Regions from separate parts of the Homo sapiens genome. Here region 1 is linked to region 2. A link is a contact called in ENCODE Hi-C data. All regions are on one chromosome and are shown on one strand. Each heading gives the region's core, a stretch centred on a gene start or an enhancer-like site at or near the end of the contact. The rest is flanking DNA. Distances are from core to core; before and after follow the strand shown.

Region 1 (2,805 bases), core at 295-2,794, 2.6 Mb before region 2:
GTAAAGAAGCTGTGTGCAACCCTAATATGTGTGTGATGTGTTTTATTCATTCCTGGACTTGTTTTTCTGTGAGCAACAAGTTTGAACACAAATACACACTAGTTCATAACAATCTGTCATATCTTTGCCTCCATATGTAATATTTTATGTAAATAAAGTCTGTAATTAATTTTACAACCTTGGCACCCTTTTGCAGTTCTTTTCCTCATCACCATTATGTACAAAGTTAGCATGATATTAAAATTTTTCTATCAATTTATGTTCCTTGCTAATCTATTTCCAATCTGTGGCACTTTAAAGATCTTTCCTTTGAAATCATTGCTTTCCTCAAATGGGAAAACTTTATAATTAGGTGGAGTGATTTTACATCAGTAAAATAAAAAAGAATGTCTCAAGATTTAACCCCTTATGCTCTATCTTTAGATGGTAATTTGCAAGGTGTCTGAGAATGCATGGCTTCAGAATTTATGTTTGGACTGCTTTTTTTCAATAATTATGGTAATTCATGTGCAAACACAAATTACAAACTTCTGCAATATTTCCAATTTATTCATATTTTTATCCTTGCCTAGAAGCAACTGCTTTATTTTTGGACTGCATTTATCTGTTCTTTAGAAGCTATATGAGAATTTAACATTTCCTCTTCCAGAGGACAATGAAAGCCTGACAGATGAGAATGTAAAAGGGTCTTCTGTATTTCCCATTTTCTAATCACACAGTGTATTTCACCCTATTTCAGTTTTATGATTTGCACAGAAAGTAAAGGCATTATTTCACCCACATTTCTTCAGTCAGTCAAGTAAGGATACCAACAGGTGTGTGCTTTACACAGTGAAAGAATGCTCATCCCCGGTTGTGAAGAACTTTTAAAAATTTTCTGGTAGTAGGATTTTTATGTTTTAGTCTGGGAACACAAACATTCCTCTGGGTTCTTCGTTTTGTGTGTGTGTGTGAAACCAAAGAGAGTCTCCAGGCGTCAATACCTGTGTCTTTCCTTTGCTTTGTTACGTAGACATTTCTTGTTACAGATTGTTCAGTTGGCATCATCTTTACAAGCACAGTGGATCTTTCCACTTAGTTACAGGATGCGTTTCCAAAAACAAATGGAATCTTTTCCACAGAGAGCAGAGATCCTTTTTTCTTAGCCAGAAAAGATCTAGTTAGTTTATGATATAAGTAGAATTCCCCCATATTATGGCATACCTTTCTCACTGTGCATCTTTTGAAATGCCACTCCCATGCTTGGGAGTCATCAGAAAGTGGTAGGATGATCAAACAGCCCTCTATTATCTTGGGAACACCCCGGAGCCAGAGCTTTAGAAAACATGAGTAAGAACTCCTCACATTTCTGTCGATTTAATAGTTTAGCATCAGAAGCAGACCTTGAGATGAGGATTCATGTGTGAGTGATTTGCTGGAGAAACACTCTTTGGACAAACAGAAAAGAGTGAGGGAACCGAGGGTGTGATTCCAAGCTAAGTCTCAGGATTCTAACCCCGCAGGGAAGCACGTAAGAGAGGCAGCTGGGCTTGCTTGGTCCCGCCCCCAATCAGTCATTGGCTGAGCACCACGTAAGGGCGGAGCCAGCATGTTCAGAGCCTTGAGGGCTGCTTCCAAAGCAGAGTAACAAGTGTCATTTGTTGGAGGTTAAGGCACACTGAAGCCAGAAACAGCAAAGAGGACCTGAGAGCAACTTGGCGGAACACTGTATCCACTACATCACATAACTCCTGTGAAAACTGGTTTGGGCTTCATAGTATCACTGCGATGTTTCTTCCAAGGGTGATGTTTTTCTGCTAGTTAAGCCTTCTAGGGATCCGTCTCCACAAACAGGAAGCTTGAATGTTAAACTGAGTGATATTCTGGAGCTCACTCCAATTTACTTGCAAGAGCTGATTGTGCACATCCTGACTCCTATTTGAGCGATGCATTGGTAGCTTGCAATCAACTATGGCAGGGATGTTTACATATGGAAATCTTCAGTCAGGGCTTTTTCTGAGGGGGAGGGGTATGTGGAAGAAGGAGCCAGTTGTTAAACAATTACCATCATACCACTTTGATGCTAAGCTGAAATGTTAATAGAGACAAAGATATTGTTAAAAGTGAATGTTTATTCTATTAAATGCATTAAACAATGTATACCCACAAATAATGTGTGTGAAACATTTTGTAAATCATGACATCATACACCAATGTAGTTCTTGAAACAACAGCCTGTTACAACGTAAAACACACACAACATACAAAATTTCTCCCCAACTCCACCAAACTGGCGATATATGGTAAAAAAAATTGTGTGAAAAGGGGATTTTTTAGTTGTTTTGATATACTGTTGCTGATATTAAGCAAAAGCCATCCCAGAATAAAGTTCGGCTTTCATTTTCTTCTTTTATTTCCTTTCCCAAGATGCCTTATAATTGCATTACGACTCATGTCTTATACTTTGCTTCTCTGTTGGGCAGATATAAAATAATTTGTTGGGAGGAGTTACCACGTAAATGTGGAATATTCTCCAGTCTGGCAGATATTATGAAGGAAATAGGCTAGTCTAATGAAGTCACAACAACAAAAAATCAAGATTTTCTCAGTCTGCCCGAGCATTTTCAAGGAGCACAGTGGTCTTCAAACTTAAAAAAAATCATCAATAAATCTCTTTTTAAAATGCAATATCATAAAGCCCTGTTTGAGGGTTGGGGAGGGGCGGTCAGCTCAACTCCTTTATCAGCCCCTCACCTGCTGGGACCAGCCAGGCTGGGGACCTGCAGTGGGGGAACTGCCCTGAAAGGATTGAGTCATATTCCTCCA
Region 2 (2,721 bases), core at 46-2,545:
AGTAGCTCCAGTTCCAATAAATACAAAGAGGGGGATCAACTAAACCAAACACAAAATAGAATAACCATCTTCAAATACTTAAAACACTGGCCAACGAGAGATTACAGTAGTTTCTGCACATTGATTTCCAAGTCTCAAACTGTTATTGGACTGTTTTGTCTTAAAATTTAAATAAAGTAGATCTTACATTGAGGTAAGATTTCTTATAACTGTGTTCTAAAGAAAGAAATGGAATTTGGAAAGGATGTTAAGATGACTCTGGTTTAAGTGTCTTACTTTTTAATGTGGAGCAAATTATAGGTACATTTTTAAATTTCCAAGAAAATGTATCGAGTCTTCTTCACCTCTCTAATATTTACATGTCATTCCCATTAAATTTTCTGGCTTCCTTTATCCTGGGGCTTGAAAAACAAATTCTTTGCAAATTATTTAAGGGTGCCTCTATAAAGATGTATGAAAAATAGAATCTGAATAAGTAAACGTATCTATTACAAATACTGGCTTTAAGCATTATCTCTGAAAACGTAATGCTACCAATGCTTGCTGCGTATTTAGGGAACCGGATTTAAGACAGATTAAAGATTGCATAGACTTTTAGCTCTACAGCACATTGATGTGCTGAGGAAAAATGAGATGCCAAAGAACTTAACTGCAATTTCCACACTTCGAAATTTTCCCAAAAGCAACGACGTCCAGACAAAGTGAGGATTCCAAGATCACGGACCCCTCTTATTTACCAAAAGGCCTGGTGGTGCAATGCGGCGAATACAAGAACCTCCAGAGATGGTATAACACATAGGGAACCTGACCTATGCTAGTCTCTGACCCACACAGCGCACATCTATCCCTCCTGGACCGCACAACCTGCAAAAGAGAGCGGCCACCAGACTGTTCCAATATTCACTAACTAGAAAAAACTAGGTTTTTTTTCCGAGCAGTGTCCGTCTCCTTCCTCCTGTCAGACAAAACCCCACAATGCATGGCGTAGAGGGTCACAGAGGCCTGGGACAACTAAGATGACAAACACTAGGCGAGGCAGGGTCTGGTCTGACGGACGGTAAGTGGCTGTAAATGAGGACGTTCCCAGGGAACAGAAAGAGGCGCACCCCGACGCAAGAAGGACAAGGGAAAACATTAGGAGAGCGGTCACGAACTTACGCTCGGATGCTTCTTGGCCTGACCGATGATCTGGCGGAGCATGTTTGCGGCAGAGGTCTCCGACTGGAAAGGAGAGAACCGACCTAGCCACCAGGCCCTAAGCTAAAAATTATCTGCAATGAGACACTACGGACTTCCAAAGTCACCCAGGACCTCCTACCTGAAGGACCCTTGGCTGGGAGGGCAGCTTGCGGCAGGAGGGCCCGGATGCGACTGTCTTTAATAGTGCCTGCTTAGATCTAACCCCTCATATGTTCGTCCTGACCTGGTCGGACCATCATCATTCCACTTCATAGTGAAATGCCTTCATTGCCGTGCCATGCATATTTCTGAGGGGAATTTTTTTGGTCGAAACGAGGACTCTTCGATTGACCAGACAGGCACTTTCCAAGGGTGCCACGTACTGAGGAATGCGGTCGGAGCGTGGGCGCACGGGCCGCGCGCTCCGTGAGTAGGGGGCCTCTCCCGCGGCGCCTGAGAGCCGGGTCCGCGCGCAGAGGCCCTGGGGGCGCGCGTGCCGGGTGCGCGCTGGCCAGCTGTGACTGCCGCTGAGGGAGCTGCGCGGCGCCTCTGGGAGCCGAGCGCCGGGCGCCTGGAGGGCAGGTCGGGCCTCTTGCCGCTAAGGTCAGCGGCTGCGGTTTGAGAAGACTGCAGCTGCTTCCTGTGTTACGCTGTCGCAGACAAGCAGAAGTTAAAAACTAGTAAATGACTTAAAGGTGATAATAGTCCTGGCAGTGTATTTCTGAACCCTCAGATCCTGGCCCTCGGTTGAAAGTTCGTCGCCACAAAGACCTTTCCAACACGCCACTATCCCCCGTCCCTGGTCCCAAATTGCATCTTTAAAATGTGTTTTCAATGGTCGTGTAGCTACAGATAATCTTTCCCACTACCCCAGTCGAATTTTCATTTGTCTTTTGTTTTGTTTTCTTCGTTGTTTTTTTTACCCGAAGGACTTCCATAGGACAGGCTTTGCGGGGGAGGGTGGGGGGATTGGGATAAAATGTACACTCTGAACCCTCTCCAATCTCATACGTAGCTTAAAGCATTAATCAAATGATCAAGCAAGTATTAATAATTGGGACTAGAAATCATAGGAGAAGGCTCCACCGGAAGTTACACTAGCTCTGAAGGAGGAGCGGACATTAACCAGGTGAAAACGGAGGATGCAGGTGTACAGGGCGGAGGTAATAACACGTGAAGGTCTGAAGCTATTGAAAACCCGAGGGAGCTGTATGAGGTCTAGTGTGGCTGGAAAGTAAAAGGGAGAGCAAGGTGGGGATCAGATCTGCTGGGCCAATAACCGCTTAAACATCATGGGTTTTATGTTGAGAGCTTGGGAAGGTTGTGTTTTTAAATGATTGCTTTGTGAATAATTGATTAGAAGGGATAAGCGTGAGAGGGGAAAGACCTATCAAGGGGCCATTGCAATAGTCCATAATCTGTGTGACAGATAATGGTAGCTTGAACTAGTGTAGAGAATGTAATGATGAGAAAAAAAGATTCCAGAGATGTTTAGAAGGTGGCACCAACAGGACTTGGTGGTTGGCTCTCCAGGAGTGAGGA

What was found. A loop is a pair of places that touch in the nucleus more often than their neighbours do. Pooled maps may share reads with other maps.
Region 1: a loop to region 2 is called in a pooled map, with 4 times the contacts of the local background. The contact joins the enhancer-like site here to the promoter of COXFA4 in region 2. A Hi-C loop is called at or near these places in 2 of 50 pooled maps.

Annotation. Positions count from the first base shown.
Region 1 is chr7:8,388,512-8,391,316 of GRCh38, forward strand. No RefSeq gene overlaps it. Among named protein-coding and RNA genes, the nearest start is that of NXPH1, 44 kb to the right of the region's middle. Within about 2 kb of position 1,545, at least 2 of the 41 ENCODE cell types and tissues checked have a DNase peak (open chromatin) inside an H3K27ac peak, as active enhancers do.
Region 2 is chr7:10,938,858-10,941,578 of GRCh38, forward strand. COXFA4 (cytochrome c oxidase associated subunit FA4) reads right to left here and starts at 1,296. Exons shown (of 4, transcript NM_002489.4): 1 at 1,159-1,296; 2 at 1-39. The coding sequence starts at 1,200. It overlaps LOC107986767 (a long non-coding RNA gene), which reads left to right and starts at 1,399. Exons shown (of 3, transcript XR_001745091.3): 1 at 1,399-1,874. RefSeq lists enhancers at 1,279-1,548, 1,433-2,353 and a silencer at 1,579-1,828.